Regions from separate parts of the Homo sapiens genome. Here region 2 is linked to region 1. A link is an interaction called in ENCODE POLR2A ChIA-PET data of the cell type or tissue named here. Cell type or tissue: K562. All regions are shown on one strand. Links, peaks and the distances in the headings refer to the core of each region. The heading gives the core; the rest is flanking DNA.

Region 1 (4,365 bases), core at 162-4,161:
CGCCCGCCTTGGCCTCCCAAAGTGCTGGGATTACAGGCGTGAGCCACCGCGCCCAGCCAGTCATTTTCAAGTGTACAATTCACCCCGGGCATGGTGGCTCACGCCTGTAAATCCCAGCACTTTGGGAGGCCAAGGTGGGTGGATCACGAGGTCAGGAGATCGAGACCATCCTGGCTAACACGGTGAAACCCCGTCTCAAAAAAAAATTAAAAAATGAAGTGTACAATTCAGTGGCATTAAATACATTCAAATTGTTCTGTAACCTCGCCATCATCCATCTCTCTTCATCTTCTCAACTAAGACTCTATACACATTAAACAATAACTCATCATTTCCCACGTTCTTCTAGCCCCTGAATACCACCATTCTACTTTTCCATTTTTAAAAATTATTTATTATTATTATTATTATTTGAGATGGAGTCTCGCTCGGTCACCCAGGCTGGAGTGCAGTGGCACGATCTCAGCTCACTGCAACCTCTGCCTCCCGGGTTCAAGCAATTTGTCTGCTTCTCAGCCTCCTGAGTAGCTGGGGCTAGATGCTCGTGCCACTACGCCTGGCTAATTTTTGTATTTTTAGTAAAGACGGGCTTTCACCATGCTGACCAGGCTGGTCTTGAACTCTTGACCTCAGGTGATCTACCCGCCTCAGCTTCCCACAGTGTTGGGATTACAGGCGTGAGTACAATTCACCCCGGGCATGGTGGCTCACGCCTGTAAATCCCAGCACTTTGGGAGGCCAAGGTGGGTGGATCACGAGGTCAGGAGATCGAGACCATCCTGGCTAACACGGTGAAACCCCGTCTCTACTAAAAATACAAAAAATTAGCTGGGCGTGGTGGCGGGCGCCTGTAGTCCCAGCTACTCGGGAGGCTGAGGCAGGAGAATGGCCTGAACCCGGGAGGCGGAGCTTGCAGTGAGCAGAGATCGCGCCACTGTACTCCAACCTGGGTGACAGAGCGAGACTCCGTCTCAAAAAAAAATTAAAAAATGAAGTGTACAATTCAGTGGCATTAAATACATTCAAATTGTTCTGTAACCTCGCCATCATCCATCTCTCTTCATCTTCTCAACTAAGACTCTATACACATTAAACAATAACTCATCATTTCCCACGTTCTTCTAGCCCCTGAATACCACCATTCTACTTTTCCATTTTTAAAAATTATTTATTATTATTATTATTATTTGAGATGGAGTCTCGCTCGGTCACCCAGGCTGGAGTGCAGTGGCACGATCTCAGCTCACTGCAACCTCTGCCTCCCGGGTTCAAGCAATTTGTCTGCTTCTCAGCCTCCTGAGTAGCTGGGGCTAGATGCTCGTGCCACTACGCCTGGCTAATTTTTGTATTTTTAGTAAAGACGGGCTTTCACCATGCTGACCAGGCTGGTCTTGAACTCTTGACCTCAGGTGATCTACCCGCCTCAGCTTCCCACAGTGTTGGGATTACAGGCGTGAGCCACTGCATCCAGCCTATTTAATTTTTTAAACTCCTATCTGTACCAGACCTTCTACTTTTTTGGAAGCCTTTCCCTATGACTGCCTTCCTGCTGCTTTCCATCTTGCCAGAGTCCAGCTTCCCTCCCTTTGCAGAACTCCTATGTTCAAGAAATCATTGCTTCTCAATGTTACTTCCCACTGGAATTACCTGAGAAAGTTTTCACAGTTCCAGTGCCTGGGTTCCATGCCCAGAATTTCTTTTTTTTTCTTTTTCTTTCTTTCTTTCTTTTTTTTTTTTTTTGAGATGGAGTCTCGCTCTGTCTCCCAGGCTGGAGTGCAGTGGCGTGATCTTGGCTCACTGCAAGCTCCACCTCCCGGGTTCATGCCATTCTCCTGCCTCAGCCTCCTGAGTAGCTGGGACTACAGGCGCCCGCCACCACGCCTGGGTAATTTTTTATATTTTTAGTAGAGACGGGGTTTCACCATGTTGGCCAGGCTGGTTTCCAACTCCTGACCTCAAGTGATCTGCCCACCTCGGCCTCCCAAAGTCTTGGGATTACAGGCATGAGCCACCGCACCCGGCCCAGAATTTCTGATTTAATTGTTCTGGGATTTTTGAGGCTCCCTGGGGGATGCTCAGGTACACCCAGGGCTGAGAACCAGAGTTCAGAGAGCTGCAGAGGTTTTCTCTGCCCGGCTTGCCCTGACCAGGAGTCCCAAGTGTGGAGTGCCTTGCACCTGCCCACATCCCTAGGAGGATTCCAAGATGGCACGACCTCCAGGGTTTAGATACCAGGCAGGGGAGCTTTAGAGGGCCGACCAGGAAATGGGCAGAGCTCAAGTTAAAGGGAAGGAGGAATTTCCACCACTCAGCTAGGGGTCAGGCTGTCCCCAGAGACTCCTGGCTCCCATCAGTGGATGTGCCAGGGTGCCTGTGAAAGGGCAGGAGGTCAGACCAGAAAACATGCCAAGTGCTCCTCCAGCAATCAGATTCTGAAATTCTGCCTAGCAAGGAACTGTTGCTTTTTTGCCACAACAGCACAACGCCCTGCACCGGGGTGTGTGTGCATGTGTGTGTGTGTGTGTGTGTGTGTGTGTGTGTGTGTGTGTGTGCACGCGCGTGATGACTTCTGTCCTATCCAGGCGAGGGGGCCTCCGCACTGGGGTTTACTCCAGGCCTCCTGCTGGTGGCACACATGGGGGCAAGTGCTGTGTATGAGCTCCCCGGAAGTTTCAGAATCAAATGCTATCCTTGCTTCCTCCTTAGTATCTTCTTGATTATCCCAGCCCCATTTCTTCTGCTTCACTCAGAGCAGAGGTGGGGAAGAAGGAGGCCACTTGGAGGCCAGGACAGGGAGGGTTCTCTAGAGCCAGCTGAGTTACTCTGAGGTCTTGGCAAGTGCAGAGATTGAGAGCACAGACTGGTGTTGGACAGCCCAGGTTCAAATCCTGACTTTGGCCAGGTGCAGTGGCTCATGCCTGTAATTCCAGCACTCTGGGAGGCTGAGGCAGGTGGATCACTTGAGATCAGGAGTTTGAGATCAGCCTGGCCAATATGGTGAAACCTCATCTCTACTAAAAATACAAAAATTGGCCAGGCATGGTGGTGCACGCCTGTAATCTCAGCTACTTGAGAGACTGAGGCAGGAGAATCACTTGAACCTGGGAGGTGGAGGTTGCAGTGAGCTGAGATCATGCCATTGCACTCCAGCCTGGACAGCAAAGCGAGACTCCATCTCAAAAAAAAAAGTCCTGGCCGGGCACGGTGGCTCATGCCTGTAATCCCAGCACTTTGGGAGGCCGAGGCGGGCATATCACAAGGTCAGGAGATCGAGACCATCCTCGCTAACACGGTAAAACCCCATCTCTACTAAAAATACAAAAAAATTAGCCGGGCATGGTGGTGGGTGCCTGTAGTCCCAGCTACTCAGGAGGCTGAGGAAGGAGAATCACTTGAACTGGGGAGGCAGAGGCTGCAGTGAGCTGAGATTGCACCACTGCACTCCAGCCTGGGCCACAGAGCGAGACTCCATCTCAAAAAAAAAAAAAAAAAAAAAGAAGGTCCTGCCTTACCTGGCTCACTGCCACTCTGTACCCTCTGCAGAGCAGGCCAGGCACCTTTCCATTGTCCTGCCTGGACACACACATCCCTCTCTCCTGGTGAAAAGATGCCATGACTCATCAGGAACACAAGCAGCACCATTTGTTCATTCAACAGATATTGACTGGGTGTATTTGTTTCCTAAGTTGCTATAATAAAGTACCCCCGAGTGGTTTAGAACAATGGAAGTGTATTGTTTCAGTTTTGGAGGACAGAAGTCTTAAGGTGTTGGTAGGGCCACACTTTCTTTAAAACCAGTGGGAGAAAGATCCTTCCTTGCCTCTTTATTTACTTTTATGTATAGAGACAGGATATTGCTATAATGCCCAGGCTGGTCTCAAACTCCTGGCCCCCAGTAATCCTCCCACCTTGGCTTGTCAAAGAGCTGGGATTACAGGCATGAGCCACCGCACCTGGCCTTCCTTGCCTATTTTTAGCTTCTAGTGGTTTGCTGGCAATCTTTGGCATTCCTTGACTTGTAAATGCATGGCTTCAATTCCTTGTTTTCACATGTCCATCTTCCCTCTATGCATGTGTGTCTCTGTGTCCAAATTTTCCCTTTTTTTTTGAGATGGAGTTTCACTCTTGTCGCTCAGGATGGAGTGCAATGGCACAATCTCAGCTCATCGCAACCTCTGACTCCCGGGTTCAAGCGATTCTCCTACCTCAGCCTCCTGAGTAGCTGGAATTACAGGCATGCGCCACCATGCCCGGCTAATTTTTTGTATTTTTAGTAGAGACAGGGTTTCTCCATGTTGGTCAGGCTGGTCTTGAACTCCCAACCTCAGGTGATTAGCCCACCTCGGCCTCCCAAACTGCTGGGAT
Region 2 (4,365 bases), core at 174-4,173, 1.0 Mb before region 1:
CTTGTGGTTGGGCCAGCTGCTTCCTCAGAAGGCAGCATCACCCAGGTGAAACTAACACCATTCAGGATCTAGTTTTAGCTTTTTTTACTTTAATTTTTATTTTTGCGACAGGGTCTCATTCTGTTGCCCAGGCTGGAGTGCAGTGTTATGAACACGCCTCACTGCATCCTCGGCCTCTAGGCTCAAGCAGTCCTCCCACCTCAGCCTCCCGAGTAGCTGGGACTATAGGTATGTGCCACTATGCCCAGCAATTTTTTTTTTTTTTTGAGACGGAGTCTCGCTCTGTCACCCAGGGTGAAGTGCAGTGGTGCGATCTCAGCTCACTGCAAGCTCCGCCTCCCGGGTTCATGCCATTCTCCTGCCTCAGCCTCCTGATTAGCTGGGACTACAGGCGCCCGCCACCATGCCCAGCTAATTTTTTGTGTATTTTTAGTAGAGACGGGGTTTCACTGTGTTAGCCAGGATGGTCTCGATCTCCTGACCTCGCGATCTGCCCGCCTCAGCCTCCCAAAGTGCTGGGATTACAGGCGTGAGCCACCGCGCCCGGCCATGCCCAGCAATTTTTAAATTTTTTGTAGAGACAGTTTTGCCATGTTGCCCAGGCTGGCCTCGAACTCTTGGGGCTCAAGCGATCCTTCTGTCTCTGCCTCCCAAAGTACTGGGATTAGAGGCATGACCTACCGTGCCCAGCCTGGTCTTTAGCTTTTCAATTCCAAAAATTCAATCCTGTCTGGCCCCAAAGTTCACAGGATTATATGTGGGCAGAAACCTACCCAGGTGCCGAGGCAAGAGACTGAAGGCACAAACTGTTCCAGTATAATACAGAAAATAGTTAGAATAAGAAAAGTTATACTAGAAATAGGATATAGAGATGATTATATATGGATATTACCAATCATTAGTTTTTAGTACTAATTTCTGTATTATTATTATAACTGAGAAAAAAACCAGCCAATATAGAGTCAAGAGCTGAAGGGACATTGTGAGAAGTGACCAGAAGACAAGAGTTGGGTGCCAGATGTAGGGTCCAGCCCTACTGGGCCTTGTGGGTTTTCTCTTCGTATGCAGAGACGAGAGATTATAGAAAAATAAGACACAAGACTAAGAGAAAGTAGGAAAGACAGCTGGGCCCAAGGGGCCACTACCACCAATGCGTGGAGTCCGGTAGTGGCCCCAAATGCCTGGATGCGCTGCTATTTATTGTATACAAGGCAAGGGGGCAGGGTAAGGAGTGTGAGTCATCTCAAAAGATTGATAAAGTCAAGCAAGTCACGTGTCCACGTGATGGGGGCCTTTCCCTTTGTGGTAGCTGAAGCAGAGAGGGAGGACAGCATATGTCAGCGTTTTTTCTGTGCACTTATCAGAGAAATCAAAGACTTTAATACTTTCACTAATTCACTACTGCTATCTTCCAAGAACTTAAAAGAAGAACCAGGTATACAGGCGGAACATGAAAGTGGACAAGGAGCGTGACCACTGAAGCACAGCATCACAGGGAGACGTTGAAGCCTCCAGATGATTGTGGGCAGGCCTGGCTAATGTCAGGCCTCCCACAAGAGCTGGTGGAGCAGTGTTCTCGAACTCCCCCAAGGAGAGTTCCCTTTCCCAGTCTGCTAAGTAACAGTTGCCTTCCCAGGCACTGGCGCTACCGCAAGACTGAGGTCTGCTAAGTAACGGGTGCCTTACCAGGCACTGGCGCTACTGCTAGACCAAGGTGTCATCAGGCAGCCCTTATCAGGGCGTGACAGAGGACTTTCACTCTTGTCTTCTGCTCACTTCTCACAATGTGCCTTCAGCTCCTGACTCTGTACTGGCTGTTTTTTTTCTCGGTTATAATGATAATACAGAGATTAGTATTAAAAACTAATGATTGGTAATATTCATATATAGCTGGGCACGGTGGCTCACTCCTGTAATCCCAGCACTTTGGGAGGCCAAGGTGGGCGGATCACGAGGTCAGGAGATCGAGACCATCCTGACTAACATGGTGAAACCCCGTCTCTACTAAAAATACACAAAAAATTAGCCAGGCGTGGTGGCGGGCGCCTGTAGTCCAGCTACTCGGGAGGCTGAGGCAGAAGAATGGCATGAACCTGGGAGGCGGAGCTTCCAGTGAGCCGAGATCGTGCCACTGCACTCCAGCCTGGGCGACAGAGTAAGACTCCATCTCAAAAATAAAAAAAATCCATATATAATCATCTCTATATCCTATTTCTAGTATAACTTTTCTTATTCTGTTTTCTTTATTATACTGGAACAGTTTGTGCCTTCAGTCTCTTGCCCTGGCACCTGGGTAGGTTTCCACCCACAATTATGGATAGGTGTTCTCACACTACCTAATTCACAGTATACCAATGGATAAACCACAAAGGCCATTATATCTTGTGAAAAAGCATATGTCTCTTATCCTGGAATCTTGCATTGCCTGGAAGCCTGCACTCTTTCTTTGTGAGACAAGCCAAGGCATCACCAGAAGGTTGCTGGTAGTGACAGAGAGTTGATTATAGAATATTAGGGCTGGTGGGCCGGGCATGGTGGCTCATGCCTCTAATCCCAGCACTTTGGGAGGCCAAGGCAGGTGGATCACGAGGTCAAGAGATCAAGACCATCTTGGCTAACACGGTGAAACCCCATCTCTACTAAAAATATAAAAAATTAGCCAGGCGTGGTGGTGGGCGCCTGTAAGTCCCAGCTACTCAGGAGGCTGAGGCAGGAGAATGGTGTGAACCCAGGAGGCGGAGCTTGCAGTGAGCCGAGATCACGCCACTGCACTCCAGCCTGGGCGACAGAGTGAGACTCTGTCTCAAAAAAAAAAAAAAAGTTTGTTTCAGGTAAAGTGGGGTTGATAACAGGAGCTAACTGGAGATGCCCTACCTATGAATGTTTATTGAGGCACAGAGCAAGCACTCAGTCAGTATTAGCTGCTGCTAGTAAATAATATTGCTAGGGATTATCGAGGTCAGCTGTGTCCAAGTTCTCGGACATAAGTACCACATCTGAGAACTGTAGTCTTACACAGGCACTTTGAGGAAGGGGGTGATATTTTCCACTGTCAGATGAGAAGCCAATTAAGGAACTGTGTAACTCTGAACACATCTGATGGCTTTTCCCAGCCCTCTTTCTCCTTCAGCCAATGAGAGTTGCACTAGGTGACCTCTGAAGCCTTCTTGTTTGGCACTATGACTGGATGGAAGGAGAGGAATCAGTGAGGCTCAGGGGAATCCTCTTCCTCGTCAGAATGGCCCAGGGATTACGCCCCCGCCTTTTGTCATGTACGGGTACAAGGGGAGCAGAGGGAAGATGGAAGTCAGGCCAGCCTCAGGCCCATTGGCATGGGTACCACTGCCTGGAGGAGCCGCCTGCCCAGCTATACAGCCAGGTCCAGGCCCTCCTGAAGGGCAGAAACTTTGGACCTGAGTCACATGGAATGCTGATGTTGTCACTAAGGCTACCCATCATTCCCCTCTCTGTAGATGACCTGGATGGACTCCTGAGTGAGCTTCCTGAAGACTTCTTCTGTGGGACCAGTAGTTGAGACTGCCCCAACGCAGGACAACCCACCATGAGCAGGCAGCTCTGGGCATGTGTCTGGTCACATCCAAGGGGGAGAAGAAGGCCAGCATGATTGGAGAGTGGACACAGCCGGGGGGCTTCTGTGGTTGCTCCCACCCTGGGTGTTTTCCCTGAGAGCCCCCTCATCTCTGCGCTGCCCTCACTTTGGGCCTTCCTTTGCCGTTGGCACCAGAATCCGGCCGGAGACTGGCTCTCCAGCCAACAAGAAAGGCCTGTCACCCTCGCCTTGGGTGTCCCTCTCCTGCCTCAGCTTAATTTTAGAGGATATTGGGCCTGGTTTTCTTGTCCCTTCATACCCTAGTCCCTGGACAGCTGAGGAGATGAAAGGAGCCACACCACAACAATGGCGGCCTGCCCCTCCACACAGGGGAGAAGCACGCTCAGGCTTCCTCTGCTTTGTCTCTTCAGACCTGTGGTTGCTCTGCTCATCCATGCCCAAGGTTCCCAGGTGCAGGACAGAGGTGTGGCCTATTGTACCTTGTTCTGAAATAAAGCATCTCCTGCTTCTTCTGCCTCCCTTTCTTTTCCACCCCCTGCTGCTCCTGCCTAACTGCCCTGCCAGTGCTGTGTGGCCACAAAAGGGCTCAGGCAACTCTTTTTCTCTTTTTTTTTCTTTTTTATATACTTTTAGACTTCTAAAATTTTTTTTTTGAGACGGAGTCTCGCTCTGTCACCCAGGCTGGAGTACAGTGGCGCTATCTCGGCTCACTGCAAGCTCCGTCTCCCGGGTTCATGCCTTTCTTCTGCCTCAGCCTCCCAAGTAGCTGGGACTACAGGCTCCTGCCACCACGC

Evidence for each region. Peaks named below come from ENCODE experiments on the same cell type or tissue, not always from the same donor. Only the 100,000 strongest peaks of a DNase experiment are listed, where the experiment ranks them.
Region 2: POLR2A ChIA-PET joins it to region 1 with 6 read pairs; 2 of 35 experiments call an interaction of 5 or more read pairs at or near these places.

What each region holds. Positions count from the first base shown.
Region 1 is chr17:45,180,340-45,184,704 of GRCh38, forward strand. No RefSeq gene overlaps it. Among named protein-coding and RNA genes, the nearest start is that of HEXIM2-AS2, 11 kb to the left of the region's middle. In K562, for the core only: a CTCF peak has its summit at 2,631; no DNase peak of the experiment used is centred there.
Region 2 is chr17:44,158,398-44,162,762 of GRCh38, forward strand. HROB (homologous recombination factor with OB-fold) reads left to right here. Exons shown (of 10, transcript NM_001171251.3): 10 at 3,474-4,079. The coding sequence ends at 3,535. Among named protein-coding and RNA genes, the nearest start is that of ASB16, 10 kb to the right of the region's middle. RefSeq lists an enhancer at 1,333-1,492. In K562, for the core only: no CTCF peak of the experiment used is centred there; DNase peaks (open chromatin) are centred at 1,268 and 1,724.